2 separate regions of the Mus musculus genome follow, and region 1 is linked to region 2. Evidence: chromatin loops called from intact Hi-C (ENCODE). Cell type or tissue: heart. All regions are shown on one strand. Each heading gives the region's core, and the rest is flanking DNA. Links, peaks and the distances in the headings are about the cores only. Region 1 overlaps Stx7 (syntaxin 7). Region 2 has its middle 27 kb from the start of Gm15270.

What was found. Hi-C counts contacts between places; a loop is a spot of excess contacts. Peaks named below come from ENCODE experiments on the same cell type or tissue, not always from the same donor. Only the 100,000 strongest peaks of a DNase experiment are listed, where the experiment ranks them.
Region 1: it touches region 2 in a loop (2.4-fold over the local background); 12 of 42 quality-filtered maps call a loop at or near these places.

Annotation. Positions count from the first base shown.
Region 1 is chr10:24,186,158-24,196,678 of GRCm38, forward strand. It overlaps Stx7 (syntaxin 7), which reads left to right. Exons shown (of 10, transcript NM_001358563.1): 10 at 1,471-2,804. The coding sequence ends at 1,563. Among named protein-coding and RNA genes, the nearest start is that of Moxd1, 32 kb to the right of the region's middle. In heart, for the core only: a CTCF peak has its summit at 4,403 (motif pointing right); no DNase peak of the experiment used is centred there.
Region 2 is chr10:24,617,500-24,628,020 of GRCm38, forward strand. No RefSeq gene overlaps it. Among named protein-coding and RNA genes, the nearest start is that of Gm15270, 27 kb to the left of the region's middle. In heart, for the core only: CTCF peaks have their summits at 4,282 (motif pointing left) and 5,239 (motif pointing left); DNase peaks (open chromatin) are centred at 4,302 and 5,282.

The DNA of each region.
Region 1 (10,521 bases), core at 3,407-5,906, 430 kb before region 2:
TGAAACTACATTATCTGGGAGTGTCATTAATCACTGCATAGTATGTCAACATGTAGCAGACCCTTCAGTCGATACAAATTTATTTCTCAAGGGAATGTCATTAATGTGTGGAGACTCTATATATCTGTGAAGTATGAGTCATGCTTCAGGTACTATACAGATGTTACGGCTGTGAATTACTAATGATTGCACGGTGTGCAGACCTTTGCTCAGTAAGAGCAAGGTTAGACTCTTTTGAAGATTCTGAACATCATAACACATCATTTGATTCCCCTCTAAAAACATCGGATTTTGTTGTCCTTCATAATTACCACTGTCTTGAATCTTGACTACAATCCTGTAACTTCTTAGATATTTTTCAGCTGCTTTTTACTTTCATGTTAGCGCCATTCATCAGGTGAGCCACTGTGCACTTGGCAGCTTGTAACACTGACACTTTATGGGGCTATTCTTTGTTTCATTTCTAGGTATTCTCAGTCTACCACATAGCTGGTAACTTTTATTTCTTTCTGTCTTCCTTTGCATTATTGGGGATTGAGGGAGAACAGGGAATCTAACCCAGGACCTTGCATACCAGCAAATGCTTTGCCACTGAACAATAGATATACCTAACACAGTTTCTTCTTTCTTTTCTAAACATTTTTATTTACTTATTTTATGTGTGTGTCTGCTCTAAAGGTAGTTAGACCTGGAAGAATAGAGCTTAAGCATGAGACAGACTCATAAAATCTCATGCAGTAGCCAACTTTATTCAGAGCATCAGACAATTTATACTCAGGGTTAAGAAGAGTCACATGAGTAAAGTGTACAGTCTCAAGGAGAAGCCAAATGTAAACATGCGTTTTTCCATAGTAGCACACAAACAAATAACAATACCTAGTTGTAATGAATAATCTAAGGTAAACTCACTCCTATCCACTCTACCTGGGAGGGGCACAGAAACACATTCCAAGAACAACTAGTTGCGTGTTTTTGAAGCAACTGAGGTTCTTGTTTTCTTGGCATTTTCTCGAAAGCACTCCGAGTTCCCCTGACATGGCTCCATTCCTGCACCATGTCCCGACAGTGTGTATTGGCGTTTGTCTGTGTACCACATGCTTGAGCTACAGGAAGGTGTGAGCTGCCATTCGGGTACAGGGAATTGAGCCTGGGTCCTCTGGAAGAGTGTAGTCAGTGCTCTCAACCACTGAGCCATCTCTCCAGCCACTGATTTCTTCTTTCTCAAGTTCAACCATACTCCCAGGAGAACTACCAGCAATTAAAACATTGCCCCTTGAATTATAGCATTACTTCAAGAAAAATATTTTTTGAAAAAACACCACCGTGTGTGTTGTAAAGGTTTTTTAGAAGAAGAATCTCAGCCCCAAATATGAGGTCTCCAAATTGTTCCCCAAGTTCACTGGGTGGTGTTCAGCTGCTGTGGCATCCCCTCACTGACGTACTCACCGTGTCGTCTTCTTGCTTCCGCAGCGCAAATCCAGGAAAACTCTCTGCATTATCATTTTTATCCTCGTGGTCGGAATCGTGATCATCTGTCTCATCGTATGGGGACTGAAAGGCTGAGCCCCGAGGGCGTGGACGACTGCATGATGCTGTCTGAGCGATGCAGGCAGATTCTTGCGATCACTTTCTCTTATCGTTATCTTGAGGCTGTTGTGTAAAATGATGGTTCCATACTTTGCCATTTTTACTAGGGTGGGGGGATTCTTTTTGGATTCAGTCTGATATTTTCTAATACCCAAGGCTTTTCTAAACACCCTTACTGGCACAGCTTCCCTGCTTTTTAGTTCAACAACTGTTAGGTTTTGCTCACGTTGTATATGCCTTTCATTTGTAATTTATTTATTGTAACTTTTTGACTGAGTTTTGGGAATTATTTGATTGGCGTGTATACTCTGCCTGCACCTCTGTAACTGTGTAACATGTGTAACATGATTGCATTATCTTATTTAAAAAGAAAGCCCAAGTTTAAATTTCATTTGTCCAGTAAATGTTCTCAATAGGAAACCCTTAACATAACTGTTTGTGGGATGTTTTATCCGCTGTGGTCCACAGCAGTGCAGATCGTTATTGCTCTTTCATTATTGGATTGTTGTTTTCGTCTCTGAATAAAATCAGTGAATCTTTTCCTGATGTGTATGTATATATGCATTTGCTGTGGATTACCTAGTAAAGACAGTAAGGATAGGTTGTTTTTAACATTATGGACTGTTTAATCCAATGCATACTAAAGAAAGCTTAGTTACTGTATTGTTCAGTGAAAGTTGGAGGAAGTGGCTGAAAGGTCCATACCTGCATCTATTCTGTTCAGATGCTAAAGATTCCAGTCTCTTACTGCACTGAACCACTTTCACCATATGGTCTGGCTTTGTGGCCATTATACCTTCCCTCGTGCGCCATGGAACACTTCTTAGGCCTGTATCTTTGGGTCCTGTCTTCACAAAGTAATGTTCCCATAGTTACAGATTTGGGATTTCATTTTATATTTAGTTTTTGACACTTAAGTTTTAGAGTTTATTTAGATGCCATTTTTTTATTATTCTTCATTCAAATAGGAATCAGACGTCTGCCAATGAACACACTTGTCTTTTTTGAATCAATGTTTTAATGCACTAATATGAATGCTGTAAGAGGGGTTATCTTAGTTTATCATTTGTGTTTTATAATGTTCTTACACAGCAGTTTGCTAATGATGGCACTGTTTAATGTGGCTCTGAAACCTTTAAATGGGAACAAGTGAAATATTAACAAAATAATTGTATCTTTGCAAGCAGAATAAAGATGATTCTGGAGATGTCTGCTAATTCTGAGTCCCAAGAACTCTTTCCCTGGAGCCCAGGCTTCCCAGACATTTGCTGCTGACTATGCACCATGGTGGGACATTCCACATATTTCTGCTGGGAGGTTTTGTTTTTTGTTTTTTTTGTTTTTTTTTAAATATTATTTCTTAGAGTTCCTCTTCCTCCTCCTCTTCTTCTTCTTCTTTTTCTTCTTCTCTTCCTTCTCCTCCTCCTCCTCCTTCTTCTTCTCCTTCTCCTTCTCCTTCTCCTCCTCCTCCTTCTCCTTTTTCTCCTCCTTCTCCTTCTTCTCCTCCTTCTCCTTCTCCTTCTTCTCCTCCTCCTCCTTCTCCTCCTCCTCCTCCTTCTTCTTCTCCTTCTCCTTCTCCTCCTCCTCCTTCTCCTTTTTCTCCTCCTTCTTCTCCTTCTTCTCCTCCTTCTCCTTCTCCTTCTTCTCCTCCTCCTCCTCCTCCTCCTCCTTCTTCTTCTTCTTTTAAGATATATATACATATACACATTGTAGCTGTCTTCAGACCAGAAGAGGACACTAGAACCCATTACAGATGGTTGTGAGCCACCATGTGGTTGCTGGGAATTGAACTCAGAACCTCTGGAAGAGTAGTCGGTGCTCTTGACCGCCGAGCCATCTCTCTAGCCCCCACATATTTCTGGATCACTGGTTAACATGTTTAATTTTAGAGTGACGAATGGGTTGTTCTCACAGAAACCATTTTTGTGGGGGTCTGGAACACTGAAGTTTTCTGGTGCCCGGCTCCTACTGTTTTCATGGGTGGTCAGGAGCAATGTATACACATGCTTCCAGATGAGTGCCAGCCTGCCAGGCCGGCTCCCACAAGGTCTTCTCTTCCACCTGCCCCTGTAGCTTGTGTGTCAAACAGTGTGCTGCCATCTCCTAGCTGGAGGAGAGTCTCAGTGGCATCTGTTAAATGGCTCTGTGCTCCCAAGGCAGTTAATCCTCGTGGGACCACACCCATTTGTTCCTGTTCTCTTCATAGTGGATGCCCCACAACAGCAGAGCTCTTTCAAAAATCGGGGCGTAACTTAGCAACTTTACTTAAAATTGGAACTTAAATTATTATTTTGCCTGGTCCACTGGCCATTGATCTATGACAGGAACTTTAGTTGCTGTATTCTTTTAAAAAGCTTTAATTTGAGGAAATGTTCACAAAGATATTTAGAACATGAAACTGACTTTTATTGACAATATTTAAATGTAAAACAAGGGAATTGCTAAATGAGAAAAATAAAGCTTAAGCTTTTCCTCAATTCAGTTTTAGAATTGCTCTGAAATGTTTTAAATTTTTCTTTAATATTGAGAATATCACGCACTGGACAATGAACTGTGATCATATTTACCCTTTATCACCTTCTCTGACTCTTCCCACATCCTCTTCCACAATTCCTTCCCAACTTTATGGGTTTTTTTTATTATTCATTTTAGGTTTTTTTATAGCTCACTAAGATTAGTTAGTGCTGTTTATATGTGCTTGGGTGTGAAGCTACCTGTGAGGGCATGGGAATTCTACCCATGACCACATCCTTAAAGTGATTACCCCCACCCCAAGCAACTATAACCTGCCACTAGCTTCTCAGTAAGAGGCAGGAGGTGGCGCTCCTCCACTGCACCCGTGCCAGAAGTTCGGCCGGTGTGATCTCATGCAGACGTTCCCGGGAACTGGGAGTTCATGAGTGTGATGTGCGTTTCATATCCAGAAGACAGCATTGTGCATGGCATTCCTCTTCATCCTCCAGCTCTTACACATCATATCTCTGCACTGGAAAATGAAACAGGAAGCTTTTTTGACTATGTCTGCATCTGGTTCAAACCAAAGGAATCCCCTCACCGAGTGCCTTGTGTTCTCAGACAGGACTGAGATTAACTGGCCTCTTAGATTGAACGGTAGTCTTAACATTAGGCACGTAGGTTATTAAAATATGGCAAAGATACGGTTTTGCAGAACAGTTGATAGTCTGAGTAACTGTTCCCTCTGGTTATAGGGAAGTGTTTCCCAGAGAGAATGGGCATCTTCTGCTATAGATATGGGCACAGACAGGGCCCAGGATAGAGCAGCAAGCCATGTGCACTGTCTGAAGGCACCCGCGTGAGCATGCCAAGGGCCACAGCAGCACCTATGGCAGGCACCACTTGCACCACACCTTGAAGATGTTAGCACTGGGACTGTGAGCATCCTCCCTGCTTTGGATAACAGTGTCCGGGTGCTTTTATATCCATAATACTTTGAACACTAGCCTGTTTAGGTAAATCTATAGTGAAAGCAGGTTGACTCAGTTCATGTGGGACCCAAGAAACAGGTACATGATTTTAGCAAAAGCAAACACACAAAAACCACTCGCAATACTTTGGAGTTTGTGTACTGTTTGTTTCTTTGTGCAGAAAAGTGGAGTTCATGGTGGAAAAATAAGAACTTGAGAGAGAAAGAGTCGCTGTCACATCTGAGAAATACATTTGACGTGGTTTTCACTGGACACTGAGTAGTCTGCTCCTGGGGGCTGTCCTCACTGGACAAGGGTAGTGGCTTTCCACCAAACCCAACGAGACGTTTTCTTATTAGGACAGCAGCATCCAGAAGTTTCTTCCTGCTTCACTTCCTTGTTTCTACCCTATTTCCATCCCATAATAGTTCCTCAATACATACTTGACCATTTGGAGTCAGCTTTTTCCCAGGGTACTACAGGTCTGGGCATAAAGATTATGAACGAGCCAAATGAATGTAGGTCTTCTCACAGAGAGCATTTATCCTGACATTTGACATATAAAAAGTGCTTACTATCACGCCAGGCAATGTAGCTCAGTTTGGCAGTATGCTACGTCAGAACTCTGGGAATTAAGGCAGGATGGTCAGAAGTTCAAGGCCATGTTCAACCACAGTGAGTCTAAGGCAAGCCTGGGCTGTACTTTATTCATCATAAGAAAATGCAGCGTGGAAAAGGAGGAAGTGTACAAGGATGAATTCACTTTGGGACCACTGGGCGCTTCAGCAGTTGGCCAGACTCTAAGGACCACTCTCTCCTGTTGATCTTTTTTCCTTCTGAAAGTGACAGAAATTAATTTTTTAGAAATCAAGTTTTCTGGAAATAATCAGTTTTGATAGCCTATCTAAGCTATCACCAAGTGGAGTTGTTGTGGTGGTTGTGACTGGGATTCAGGGTATCTTGGATACCAAGGTCCTGTGTTTGGAAGACATTCACAGAAGGCTGCTGCTTCCAGTAGAGGGCAGAGATACATAAAGAAGGGAGGGAGTAAGGGGAATTTGCAACATAACAGCCTCAAACAAATACATTGAGTATCCTCTGTACAAAATGTATCACAGAATGTATATATTTAGCCTTACCCCACCCCGCAGCAGTTGTTCTTGTTTGTTATTTTGTCTTTAATGAAAAGGGAGTGTAGAAGGAAACCCTGCTGCAGGCGGTAATCTACCCTTGAAATCCCAGCACTTAGGAAGGGAAGGCAGGAGGATCAGGGATTGCGTATCTGATCAGCTTCCACTGGCTACCCAGCAAGAGCCCAGGCCGGTTTGAGATCCCTGTGACCCTGTCTTCAAATGAAGCGAAGTGGAGAGGAAGGGGATCGAGGCAAGGGAGGAGCAAGAGAAAGAACAAATGAAGATTAAGCTGATGGCTGATGCCAGTCTAATTTCCTGTAATTCCGATGCATGCCTCAACATGCTGATCTTAACGCCTTGTCTTGGTGATCAGTTTGATTGACGCAAAAAACGTTAACCAGGAAGCATTATTATCCCAATAGTCCTCTCAAACACTGAAATTGAGCCGAGGAGCCAACACTGTTGCTTCTTGCAGGGTTTTAAGAAGTCTGTCACCTACTTACTCCCAGTGGGTTCCTGGAGGTTGTGAAATATTGGGATTTTTTTTTTTTCCTGAGCGTGGTGGAAGGCAAAACCAGATTTCCTGTGTGGGCCCTGCATGCATAACACCTCTACTTGTTTTCAGGGGAGTCTTCTAGAACTGAACCAAGGAGTCTTTAAATAACCTTGAAAGAGCATTAATTCCCACTTGGGCCAACCCAAAGTACAAAATTTTAAGTGTTTACTGTAAGTACCGTTACACAGTAGTTGCTCACTCTGAAAGCTTTAGACGTGGGCAGACGGCTGAGCAATGAACTCACTTAGCCCCAGCTAAGGCGCACTGATTCCAGCTTTCCCTTCAGAATGCTTGCTTTGTATCAGTGCTGTAACAGGAGAATGGAAATACTGACCTCACCGAAGGAAAAATAGTACTAGAAATTAGGGATCTACCCCAAATAATGTGAAAAATTTATTCTTTTTAAAATTTTGTATCACTAAAGGCTTAATGGTGAAGACTTCCAGGTCCAAGCTAGTCTTCCTGTCAGTCGACCCAGGAAGCACAAGGCGTGTTTTGGTGATGAGCATGTTATGGCTTAGTCCATTTTCCAGTGTTACATAACCAGAGCTATATAGCTTGTAGCTTTTATGGTGGACATTTTAAATCTCAGTTCTTAGGAGAGTCACCCCAGTGTGTGTGTGTGTGTGTGTGTGTGTGTGTGTGTGTGTGTGTGTGTGTGTGTGTATACACACACACACACACACACACACACACACACACACATATAGTCAGCTAGCATTTTCTTTGTAATGTGAGTATGGTTTCATAGTGTGGGCTTTACCCTGGCACATTTACTTGCTGAGGAATATCTGACCAGTCCTGTGTTAATATGGTTGAAATAGGCATAAGCATTCATGTGTAAGTTTTATAATAATATATTTTTTCTTTTTATGGGATAAATGTCCCACAGTGCAATTGTTAGGTCACATGCTAGTTGAATAGTTTTTTTTTTTTAACTCTTATTATCTTTTAGGTGAATGTGTGCTTTGCTTGCATGTATGTCTGTGTACCACATACATGCCTAATGCCCATGGAAGACAAAATATGGTGTTAGAGCCCCTGGAACTGAAGTTACAGATGTTTGTGAGACACCATGTGGGTGCTGGGAACTAAATCTGGGTCCTCTGGAAGGGCAGTTGGCATATTAAACAATGAGCCACTTTTCTGGCCCCTGAATAGATAATTTTACAGAAAATGTGAAAATCACTGGTTGCCACAGTTTATATTTGCAAGATAGTCCTTCACTGGATGTATGGCTTGTACTGGCTGGTTTACTGTCAACTTAACTCAAGCTGGAGCCATCTGAGAGGAAGGAACCTCAGTTGAGGAAATGCCTCCATGAGATCCAGCTGTAAGGCATTTTCTCTGTTAGTGATCAATAGAGTGTGTTTGATGCCATCCCTGGACTTGGGGTCCTGCATTCTATACAAAAGCAGGCTGAGCAAGTCAGGGGGAACAAGATAGTAACTAGTACCCCTCCATGGCCTCGGCATTAGCTCCCACTTCCAGGATCCTGCCCTGTTTGGATGTCCGTCCTGACTTTGATGATGAATAGCAATGTGGAACGGGTAAGCCAAATAAACCTTTTCTTCCCCAACCTGCCTTTTGGCCATGATGCTTTGCTGCAGCACTAGAAACCCTAAGATGCAGCTCATGGATTTTTTCCCCCAGTCAGTGGCTTACCCTCTAAACCTCTCATCTGCGGCTTTTGCAGAGTGAAAGATTTTAATCCCTCTTATCCATGTTTATTTACTGCTCAAGTTTCTGGTACTAAGAATTCTTTGCCTAGCCCTAGGTTCCAAAAGTTTTCTCCTTTGTGTCTATTAGTAATGTATCTCTATATCACCTTTAAATAAAGAGGCATTTTAAGTTAATTCTGCATAAAGTCAGACTTGGATCTAGATTCATTTCTTTGCCGTGTTTCATTGCTGTGTTTGTTTAAAATGTTTTCTTTCCCCTGTCCACTGGGTTAGTTTTCCTTCTCCACCAAAATCGGTTAGTCAAGTGAGGTAGAGGACACAGTTGATTTGGAGATGTGGGTGGGGATGTGAAAGGAGTCCACTTCTTGGTTATCTGCTGTGATCCACTGAGCTGCCACTGTGCATGTGTTCCAATGCCAGCCGTCTTGGGTACTGCAAATAAGAAGTCTTGAAATGGGCGAGAGGGAGGGCTCAGCGTTTAAAAGCAATAACTGCTCTAGTTCTAGAAACCATGTATAATGGGATCTGATACCCTCCGCTGTCATGCAGGCATACATGCAAATAGAGTATCAATCAGTCAGTCAGTCAATCAATCAATACATACATAATTTTCAAAAGTTTTGAAATTAAAGGGAGGCATTATTTCTGCTTTATTCTTCCTTTCTGAGACTAGCCACTCTTTTTTTGTTTGTTTTGTTTTGTTTTGTTTTGTTTTCGAAAACAGAGTTTCTCTGTATAGCCCTGGCTGTCCTGGAACTCACTTTGTAGACAAGGCTGGCCTTGAACTCAGAAATCCACCTGCCTCTGCCTCCCGAGTGCTAGGATTAAAGGCATGCGCCACCATGCCCAGCAAGACTGGCCACTCTTATTTTCAGTGTCTCGTCATTTGACTATTTTCATGGCAGCTCTGTCTTTCAAATTTTAAGTGTCTAACTCTAGATATCTGTAGTGTCTCCACTTTGCCACCTGGAGTCATGAACAGTCATTGAACTCTCATTTATGTCTCCTATTATTTCCTATGTCTGTTATAAGTATTCCCTCAGTACACATTCAGAACCATACTTAAGGTCATAGTTATAAAAGTATCTTTTGTTGCCTGATCTAATTGTGGTCTCCAAGGCTTACTGCTGAAGCTTCCAGCCTCCATACAATCTTGTCTAGGCCTAGAATGTTTTCAGCCTCTCGAGACTTTCTGCCGAATAAACTAACCCTTTCTAACTCTTTCTGAACTCTGTCTGGCTGATCAACTCAGCTGTTCTGGCTCAAAACTCCTCTCCACACTGATTAAATCTTGCTTCTCTCTCAGTCTCTCCTGCTCTGCTTGGCCTCATACTTAACTTTGGCAGTCTGTCCTAATCTTCTGGCCCCTTCTCATTTTCTGGATCATTCTGTCTTCACCTATGTCTAGCTTGCTCTCTATTCAACCTTTCTCTGTAAAACTCCCCCAGTACCAGTAAAACTGCCTTGTTCCTTTTTTCTGCACTGCCTCTCAAGTAGCTTCTCTTTCCTCTCTCTTCTCATGAGAGTTGGTCAGATCTTTTTTTTTTTTTAAAGATTTATTTATTTATTATATGTAAGTACATTGTAACTGTCTTCAGATACACCAGAAGAGGGAGTGAGATCTCATTATGAATGGTTGTAAGCCACCATGTGGTTGCTGGGAATTGAACTCAGGACCTTCAGAAGAGCAGTCAGTGCTCTTAACCTCTGAGCCATCTCTCCAGCTCCCTGTTGGTCAGATCTTATTCTGTCAAATCTTTCCCTGATTCGTCACTTTGTCTGCCACTCAATTAGACGTCACTTTCAAATGTGGTGCTTCTTCTACCAACTAACTTTGCCTTCATTGCTTGGGATTAAAGGTGCATACTAAGGGTGAGCCACATGACAACTCGAAACAACTTTCTCCAGTAAATAACACAATCTCGGGGTTCCCAGTGTGATCAAATATCCCGAAACACATAGTTGTTATTTAACCTCTGAACACAGGTTAGAAGCCTTTTCAAAAGCAAGGGTGTGAGGATGGTTCCTCATACTCTCCGTGTTGGGTTCATTTCTTCCTGATAGCCCAAACGTCTGTGGTTATCATTACATTTCTGTGTGACAGGCTTCCTTTGACCTATACTAGTTACTGTCATTGC
Region 2 (10,521 bases), core at 2,834-5,333:
ACGTGGGACTCATGGCACGGTGACACACAGGAACTACCCTTTTATGAAAAGTCAACTTCTACTCAAGCACAGCTTTATAGCATATAGTTCACGGAACATCATTCTGGGAAAAATGATCATGCTGGTTGTCTCTACTGCCACGTGATATGAAACTTTTTCAAATTACATCAATAAAAATCATGAGAATGTTCTCAGCAAGGTGAGTTTTCCTCATGGAAACCAATATTACTCAGCCTTACTATGGCTTTCCCGACATTTCAGTGACTCGAGAAACATTTACTTCCACACATTTGCCTATTAGCTGGGTTTCTGTTACTAGCGTTGTGTTCTGGGTTACTTCTCACTCCGGATACCAGTGTAAACACAACATTCTTCTAGACACCGATGTGAGAGCAAGAACACCATTGTCAATCTCGCTAATACTTGGGCGGGGCATCGTTGGGTTCCCATTGGCCGAAGCAAGTCACATGGCCAAGCAGGTATAGAGTGTAGTTTGCAGAAACAGATCTCTGCAAGTCCCATGACAATGTGTGGGTGATGCTTGATGCTCTCGTCAGGCAGGGAATGAAGACTTGGGAACAGTAATTTAATCTACCAATTAGTGAAACCACCTTCAGTATATCTTTCCACCAGCTGATGAAATATTTATACGGTTGTCTTAGTTTCGCTTCTCTTACTGTGACTAAATAATACAGACAAAAGCATCGTAAAGGGTTTCGGTTTACAGTTCCTTAGGTGATAACTCCAGGAGGGAAGGCACGGTGGCGGGAGCATAACTGGTTGACACATTACAGTAGTAGTCAGGAAGTGGAGCGAGAACAGGAAATGAAGTCCAGGATATGAAACCTCAAAGCCCGCCCCCGTGAGGTATTTCCTTCGGCAAAGCTGAACGTTTTGTAACCTCGCAGATGCTTTGTAACTTTTCGAAGCAGCACCACCAGCTAGGGATGCAGGAATTCGAACTTATTTGCCACTTAAACCACAGCAGGTACGGCGTTCCGAAGCTTCTTGCACATTTTAATTTCTGAATTAAATCCTTCATTCTGAATTCGATCCCATCGCTCTCTTCAGGCTCATTCTCCCACTGCATGAGTATCTGTATCTTTAAAACATCATCAGTCTCCTGGGGACCAGACAGATTTGCCATCTCCTGTAACCATTCCAGTAATATTTGCATATTCAAATAAAGGAAAGGGTTGATGGGACAACATTCTCACTGCCAGCCAAATTACCGTGCCCAGCAATAGCCCACTGACTCTCTCCAGAGTACTTCCCTGTCTACCAGGTAGAATCCCCTACCCACCGGAAGGAAGAGCCAATTTTAAGATGGGTGGGAATGTCTTCAGGATTGGGACCTAAGGCAGCCTTGCATATTCTTATAACGGAGGTTCCCCTCTACATCATTTAAAACATTAAAACAGACCAACTTCCCGCATCAAATTCTGCCTTTGGCTGGGTTTGGGTTTTTTTGTTTGTTTGTTTGTTTGTTTGTTTGTTTGTTTGTAAGGATATTGTCCTCGTTAGGGTTACTACTGCTGTGATGAAACACCATGACCAAAAATTAAGTTGGGGAGGGAAGAATTTATTTGGCTTACACTTCCAGATCTCAGTACATCATTGGAGGAAGTCAGGACAGGCATCCATTCAGGGCAGGAACGTGGAAGCAGGAGCTGACGACCTTTGGATGGTGCTAGACATGTAATTTCTGTTTCTTTGCAAGGTGCATGTCTGGCATACATTTGCCTCACTTAGAATAGTTCCTGGATCAAACATCCTTTGAGCTTCAATGTCTTCTGGGGAGTACACAGGTGCTAGAGCCTATGAACTCTTCAGAGGCCCACACAGGGGTCTGTATGTGGGCATGCACCCCCCCCCAAACACACACACACGCGCACATGCGCACACACACACCCCTATGTAAACCTGTGGGGGGGGGGTCAAATAATATAAGAAAATGAGAAAGTTGAAAAATGAATTCTTCCTTCAGTAACAGACTACAATGTGGAAGTATAAGCCGAATAAACCCTTTCCTCCCCAACTTGCTTCTTAGTCATGGTGTTTTGTTACAGCAATAGAAACCTGAACTAAGACAAAACCCAAGTGTTAACTGAGGGGGGAGGGGACTCGGGGGTCTGAGTTATGAGATGGGTGTGGAGGGGGACCCCTGGGAAGAGTGGGAGCCAGCTGTTGCCATCACAGCTCACTCTCTCTGATTCTCCAGAGGGCTCTGGCTCTCGGCTCAGATCTTAGCTCAAATCTCTATTCACTGAGTGGCCCCAAGGCTTCCTCCCTCACACATCTAACCAAATTTCCAGTATTAATTATTTTGAAACATATAAAAATATCAAGAAGTGCATGCTGTTTATATGCCAAAATAATAATATTGTGTTAAATAAAACCTATCACTAGCATGTGGTATATAGCATTAACATATTAAAATATATTATTAGTGATAATCTATATGAAAAACAAATAAATTTATGTAAGTTTCTATATAAATTAATATACATACATCATAAACAAATAAATTTATGTAAGTTTCTATATAAATTAATATACATACATCATAAACAAATAAATTTATGTAAGTTTCTATATAAATTAATATATCATAAATCGTTGTTATTAATTTTACCTATTTCTCTCTTTTTAAATGACACTCCTGAAAGTTTTGAATTGCACACCTCACACTTCCGTTGGGCAGTGGCGCTCTATTTCAAGTCGGTGTGTGTAATCACATCCATGTTTAGCACAAACTATTTTTTTGTGATGTGTAAAGTATTTGATAACCACTTTTCACTTCTCACCACCTCTAGAACACCTTGCTGCATCGGAAGCTATCTAGCCATGTCCTCATACGTACTGAAAAATGGGAGCCCTTATTTGCTAGACAAACCCGATTCCCTAGCAAATCATATGTTTTGGGTCATTTTCATTAGCTCTTATGCTCAGATCCTGACTTGGGCATGCACGAAGGCTCTCGCGTAGAGACCAGATGAAGAGGCGCCTAGGAGCTCTCTGTTCTGAACGGAATGTGCTCCTTCTAGATGAGGTATTAGTGGATGGTTGAATGTCAATGCTATCTGTGAGTTAGTCTGTTACATGGGCTTAGGGTCAACCAATAAATACTATTTTTTGGAGGTGACTGTATAATTGACAAGTCTTAAACTGGCCATAGATTGCTTCCAAGCAACGGAGGCCAAACACACTGATGGGACTCACTGCACTTAGAGAGCAGGGATTAATAAATTCCCAAAATAGACTTTCTTATAGGAAACTTCCCCATAAATGTTAGCTTTTGAAGTTCAGCTCCAACATAGCAAATCTGGACTCCTCATAGCTCAGGGATAATATTAAATGTGCGCCTGCATGGACTGGCAGGAGGGTTAACTCATTTCACACATTTCCAGAACTGTAGAGTAGAGTCAAGGGCACCAATATGCTTTGCATGGTAAAAGCTGTGTAAAGACAAACATCACCATCAGCGCCACTGCTCAGAGAGGAGGAGGAAAAGAATCAGAAATAAAACAACACTCCGTCATCTGAAGATGTTTCTGGAACATCTGTGTTATCATTTTAAACTTGCCTCGGCAGAGCTGTCTTCAGAGAAGTTGTATGAAGAACTCAGCAATGAGAGCATACCTACTTGGAAAGTCTCACACGCACTCTAGACATAATTCTCAGGACTCAAACTAATTGAATAATTGACATACTGTTTTGTCCTCCATGTAAAAAGAAATCTAATTTGATTCTACTTACTATTTTCATTTCTTAAAGAATTAACTAGCTCTCTCAAATCTCAGAAAATTCTGTAGACCTGGAAAAAAAAATGTAACATCCATGGGTACTGTATCCAGAGATACATCTAACTGTGTGCCACGACCTGGGGTCCAAAGTCACGGTGGTACTGCCACCAGTCAATTATCTTTTATCAACTTGTAGAATTCTTCGGGATAAGTCGTTTTCCTGCTGGGCTCCATTGCTGCCTGTGTATGGAACCATTGCAAAATGGTGAGGCATTGTATCCATTACTGTTTTTAATTAGATATTATTGATGGAGGAAGGTTCATATTCACCAAAATATTTGAACTCTAAACTCTTGGTTGGCTGGAGCCAAAAGGTGATGTAGACACGGAATACAATGGCCAGAAATCTGATTGAACTAAGAAGTGTAACCTTGCTGTCCAAATGAGGCTACCTCCAAGGAGGAAAGAGAAATACCAAATTCTGTACCCCGAAGCCAGGAGGACCCGTGTTCGACAGTGCCACCAAGTGGCAGAAACTGGCATAGCAGCCCTGAAGGACTTTCAGGTTCTTTCCGCTGGCTCTTGGGAAAAAGGGGTTGACCCCCTCTGTAAGGAACAATTTGACCACGTTCTCGAATGATTTGCAGGCGAGGGCAAGGCCACCCAAAGGAGGTGCCGAAATAGCTTAGCATATACAAACTGACTAAAGTAACTAAATCAAGGCAAGTGACCATACTTGAACAGTAAAAACTTGTGATATGGGCCATGCCTAAAATAGATTATTTGCTTCTGCCACAAGAATAAATATTCTTTAAAAATCTATTGCTGAGCCTTCAGTAATAATGGGAATTTCTGCAGCACCTTGAAATCATGAAAAAATGAACACCTTCAGCTGTGTGGACCACAGGCATCCCTGGAAGGGAGACTTCTGCTGTCAGCAACCAGGGTCCTGGGTCGTAGCACTCTTGTGAGCAGAGCATAGGAAATTGTAAGTGTAAGAGGTAAAGTTGAAACTCCGTCCTCCGTACCACGGCCAGTCTTCCCGTAAACCAGGACTCCAACGTTACCACATCTTCATGGAAAGAATGAGCTACAATATCTACTCCACGAGTCCAAGAAGAAAAATTATTTAGTCTGGATGGGGGAGGGGGGCTGTAATCATGGTTCTTCCCACAAAAGCAGTTTGAGGTTTGACATAGTCCTACCTATGTAGTCTGAGAAATACAAGCCGAAGGATTAATATAAAACGATTTTAGGACTTAAAAACTCTATAATCTCCAGGCCACTTGGCTTAAAGCAATGTGGAAAGATTTTTGGAAAAGTGTATTTGCAAGCCAGGCTGCAGAGAATTTCTGTGGACAAGGCCCAAGATACGTTCACAACTTGAGACTACAAAACATTGAAGAAATGGCTTAGCAGTTAAAAGCATTATGCTGTTTATTCCGAGGAACCCAGTGAGATTTTCCCTGTATCCACATGGTGGCGCACAACCATCTGGCCCTCCAGTTCCGTGGATTCCACCGCCCTCTTCTGGGCTCTTTGGGTACTACATGAACATGCATCTAAGCGGGACATTCATACTTGTAAAATAAAAATAATAGATCTTTTCCAAAACACATATTAAGTAATTCTCGATCACACCATCTAAGAAGGACAGACAGCAATACTGTACCTGGCAAGATTAACAAAAGGAAAAACAGGACATCAATTAGAGATGAGAGTAGGTGAGGAATATTGTCAGTCTTCTACAGAAATGCCAAGCAATTTGTTATGGCTCCCCTGAGCGTTCTGTTGGGAGTTTTCTGAAGCATATGGAGACTCAGGGGCTCATAATGGTTCAGTGGTGAAGCTTGCCAAGGCTCTACAGTGTCCCTTTCCTGCTAGAAAAGAATATGCCCATTTGCCTTAAATCTGTCTGACTTCCCCGGCAAATGAAAATTATCCACATAGCCCAAAATAACAACAGGAAGACACAGTATGTATATAACCACAGCAACAACAGCAAGACATGGTGTGTATATTTGTGTCTCTATCTACCCTACTCTGCTGTGAATCTTCCACTGTTCCTGGTCTGAAAGAGGGGTTCAGTGGATTCTTAACAAGCGACTGCTTGGTCATCTTTCCCAAAACAAAAGTTGTTTTGGGATCGTTAGCAGAACGAACAGTTCCAGTTAGGAACGGGAGCTGGAGAGACGCATCAATGACCGCACCCCAGCCTTGCAGGGCCAAGCCAGTAGGACAAGGAGGGCGGCTGATGAGAGAGTTAACAGCCAAGCATCTCAGAAACCGCCTCAAGACCCACTGTTTTTACTCACAGGATATTGTCCCCTCCAGATTCATTGCCTGCCCCACCTTGATATTTCTCACTTCCAACTAAGTTTCAAGCCTCCTTTCTTCCAGTTTCAAACCAAAATAACCCCCTCTCCGCAACCCCCCCACCCAAGAGATATCTTTCCAAACATGGGTTTATGAGGAAGCTTACAGACCTGGGCTGCAGTCTGTCAAGGGCACCTTTGATGGGGACCAGAGATCAAACAGCCCACTATTCTCTTGGGAGTGCTGGCAAAGAGACAACCACTTCAAATAGACGGAACTGGGTCTCCACAGACTTGCCTGCCCTGCTTCAGCATGTCCCACATCTGAATCTTTATCCATCAATCATGGTCCTGTCTGGTCGAACAAGGAAGGAACTTTCGAAAGACTCAGACTATCCCTCGTGAAGGGCAGCATTCCTCTCTGCGGTCTTTCCCACCACCGTGCATTACTTTAGTTTCCCCCTTTTATTGGAACTCAAGATGCAGACGGACAAAGTTAAAGGCTCATACTGTGTGGCAAGATCAGATTGCTCAGACGGCAGTGCTCAAAGGCTACAGAGACAGTAGTTCCATAGAGAAAATGGCACTGCAGCCAGATTTTGAAGAAAATGGACGACTGCAGAGGGGTGGGGACAGAGGAGACATGCACCAACAAGATGATTGAAAATGAAAATTAAGAGCAATAAGTTGGCTGGAATCAAATGGTAGAATATATCACAACTGTGAAATTATCCTGCAGCAGTGAACCAAAGCCACAGACATTTAGTGAGCATTTCATAGGTGCCAAGACCTACCATGGCCACTAAGGTCGCTGCACTGTTGCCAGCCATGGGGCTCAAGGCCCTCCAAGAACACATAGCTCTGTGTATAGTCACTCAGCCTATAAGAAAGACACACATGAACTGAGAGTATTTGACCTTGTGACATAAGAAAAAGATTGGGAGAGCCAGAGGGAAGGGAAGAAGAAGTGATTGTGAGATTATATTCAGTGTCACTAAAGGTTTGGACTGGACTTTGTGGAACGAGTTAATGGGAGGCTTGTACATTTGTAGAAAGCTTCCCCCAGGGAAGGGACATTGCTAAGGGAGCGTGGCTCAGCAGAGCATTTCATAGACTGTTAAAGAAGGGGGAAATATCGTCTGCAGCAGTAAAATGTTATCTAGTGGCAGGGTTTCCACAGTAGCCAGTTTCCGACTGGCTACCTGAAGGCGATCAAAGCTTGCAGCACCCACCGGATGCTTTTTATCAGTTGTCCCCGTTTACCTGGATAGACTGACTAATGCAACACGCTTTGGGTTGAATGCGTTAATCTGAGGTGAAATTAAGGAGTGTGAGGAATCTAAACACCTAAGCAGAGGTAAATAGCAACAACTGTAGACTCGTTCTTCCAATAAGATGATAATCCAAAACAGAGATTGTATTCAACGTGCCCAAATGTGACTGTGCTGAGAGAGGTGGCATTAGGAAGTGACTCCAGACAGCAAGCTCAGATTCATCTCTAGTATAAATCTGTTTATGCTCAAGTAATAAACGAGCAGGTAGCTTGATATCCAAATCCAAATCTCTAATCAGATGCGCAGAATATTCAGCATGATCCTGGAGCTAGCTTCAGGAAACCCGACTCTTAAACCGCCCCCCCCCCTCCCTTTTCCCGGAAGTTCTTCACTTCTGTGCCTGTTGCTGCAGTTCTCACAGTCACATACCGCCACCTGCTGGGCGAAAGTCGTAGCGCAGAAGGACAAAGTATCTGCAAGAACAACAGAATCCTAAGCATCTATGGCTTCCAGGCCTTTGTCCTCTTCTGTGTCACTACGAACACAAAGTCTGACGTATTAGCAAATATTCCTGGTGGTTGCCGAATCCACTGACGGTCCTACTAAACACTTTCACGTGCGTGTTGAGTCCATCGACAAGCCCAGACGTCATTGACGCTCGAGATACAAAGAAAGCCGGCCTCCCTGTGTGAGTCGTCCTCGCTGAGAGTCCCTCAGTAGATGCTCAGAAATGAGGCTCTAGGTCTTTGGATAAGCAATTCTTGTTTCCCAAGCAACTTATGTGGCGCCTGTGTGTCTGGTTCACGAACATACAAGCTTCAAATGGCCCTAAGATTGCCTAAGCCAACCATATTGAAGGCTGGTACTTCACAAATACTACAAATATTACAAAGGTCCCATAATATCCACTGTATTTTAGCAATCACGCGAGAGAGGAATTTTTGGCAAAATGATTACAGGTTTTTCACTTCTGCATCAAATATAACTGTAAGGGCCACCTAGAATTTACTACCATTTATCTTCCTCAGGATGAGAACTTTAGAGTATGGAGGGAAAAACAAAATCAAACCCCAAAGAACACACAGCAATCATCGCAAAAGCAATTATTAATATTATCACTGATTTTCATATAATTACAATGTAAAATGTAATTACAAACAATGTAGTTTTATTAAAATGTTTCCCAGAGTACAAATTTTTCTTAGTATTATTTTTCTAGGTGATATGAAATGCATTTGGGGAGTGTGTGTGTGCTTGTGTGTGTTTGTATGTGTGTGTATGTGTGTGTGTTTGAATGTGTGTATTTATGTGTGTATGTGTGTGTTTGTGTGTGTATGTGTTTGTGTGGGGGGGGTGTGTTTGTGTGTGTGTTTGTATGTGTATGTGTTTGTGTGTGTGTGTTTGTGTGTGTGTGTTTGTGTGTGTGTTTGTATGTGTGTGTTTGTGTGTATGTGTTTGTGTGTGGGGGGTGTTTGTGTGTGTGTTTGTATGTGTGTGTATGTGTGTGTTTGTGTGTGTTTGTATGTGTGTGTTTGTGTGTGTGTATGTGTGTATTTGTGTGTGTATGTGTGTGTTTGTGTGTGTGTTTGTATGTGTGTGTTTGTGTGTGTGTTTGTATGTGTGTGTTTGTGTGTGTGTTTGTATGTGTGTATTTGTGTGCGTTTGTGTGTGTTTGTGTGTGTGTTTGTATGTATGTATTTGTGTGTGTGTTTGTATGTGTGTGTTTGTGTGTGTGTTTGTATGTGTGTATTTGTGTGTGTATGTGTGTGTTTGTGTGTGTGTGTGTGGGGGGGGGTGATCCTAGGCCCGTGTATCAAGGAGAAGGCTCTACCATAGAACTGTATTGTCAGTCCAGCCACTGAGATCTGTGTGCTCCAGTGCTCCTCAGTGTTAGGAGTGGAAGACTCAGTCGTGTTTCTTGTATGCTCTGATGAGGTGTACATTAAAATGTTAACCTTGCTCTTACTATCCACGAATACTGCCATCCTTCCCACCTACGAAGTCCGCGGTGTCCGATAAGATGTCATGTGTCCTTTCTGGGAGGCACACAATCACTGCTGCATAGCATCATGTGTTACGATCAGTGCAGTCAAGCCAAGAAATGAGGCCACAGAGAGCCGAAAATGAGAAGGGACATTCTCTCTCTTGCAAATGGCATGGGCGTCTATGAGAGAACATCAGGGGAACTTAAAAATCATCCTAAGACGAGCCAATATGAGTTTACCAAGGTTGTGGGATATAAGACAGTTTTATAAAAAAAAAATAATTTTAAGCTGGGCGTGGTGGCGCATGCCTTTAATCCCAGCACTTGGGAGGCACAGGCAGGCGGATTTCTGAGTTCGAGGCCAGCCTGGTCTACAAAGTGAGTTCCAGGACAGCCAGGGCTTATACAGAGAAACCCTGTCTCGAAAAACCAATAAATAAATAAATACATTTTAACTCTATATGTCAGTAATGAACACTTTGAAACCAATATTTAAAACATAACGCTTCTCTGCTCACTGTGGCTCTGTTCCGACCTTGCAGCGGCGGTATTGGCCTGGCTTCTGGAATGGACAGAGTCCACCAGGAAAGACTGGGGTCGCGAGGAGCTGGGGAGGGAGGGGCCCTGTCTGCGGAAGGTAGGGTTAGATCATTAGCTCAGTGACCTCCTAGGGTTTCCATGTGCTGTGTTCTCATCCTATAGCTGGTTTGGTAATGATCTGCAAGTCCCGGTGAGCAACAGCACAGCTCCGCCTGACGCTCTCATTAAAATCCATGCAGCCAAACTCTGCACGTTGTAGCAGCCTTGCAGAGCCTTGCAGAGCCTCGCAGAGCCTTCTCAGCTTGGGGGGCTGGGGACCCAGTCAGCTGAGAGGCCGTCTAGGCTCTACATAGGTATATGTGTACAAAGGAAATTTTCTTTTAAAACATGTTTCTTTAAGCCCTTTTAAGTAATAAAGGACCCAGTGCAGGTGGGTGTGTTTGTGGAATTCTGTAAGCGTAGAATACAAAGTTTAGTGACTATTTGAACTGGGCTGAGGCTGGTAAGACTATAAAGCAGCGGCCCATAAGGACTCTTAAGCGCTGGAGCAAAGGAGCCGCCCCGCTTCCCGCTTCCCAGTCTGCCTAGCCCAGCGGGGGCTGCCCCCATTCCTATAGCCCAGGGACCCAGCTTGCAATTGGTAGTGTCAGACGTGGCATGTA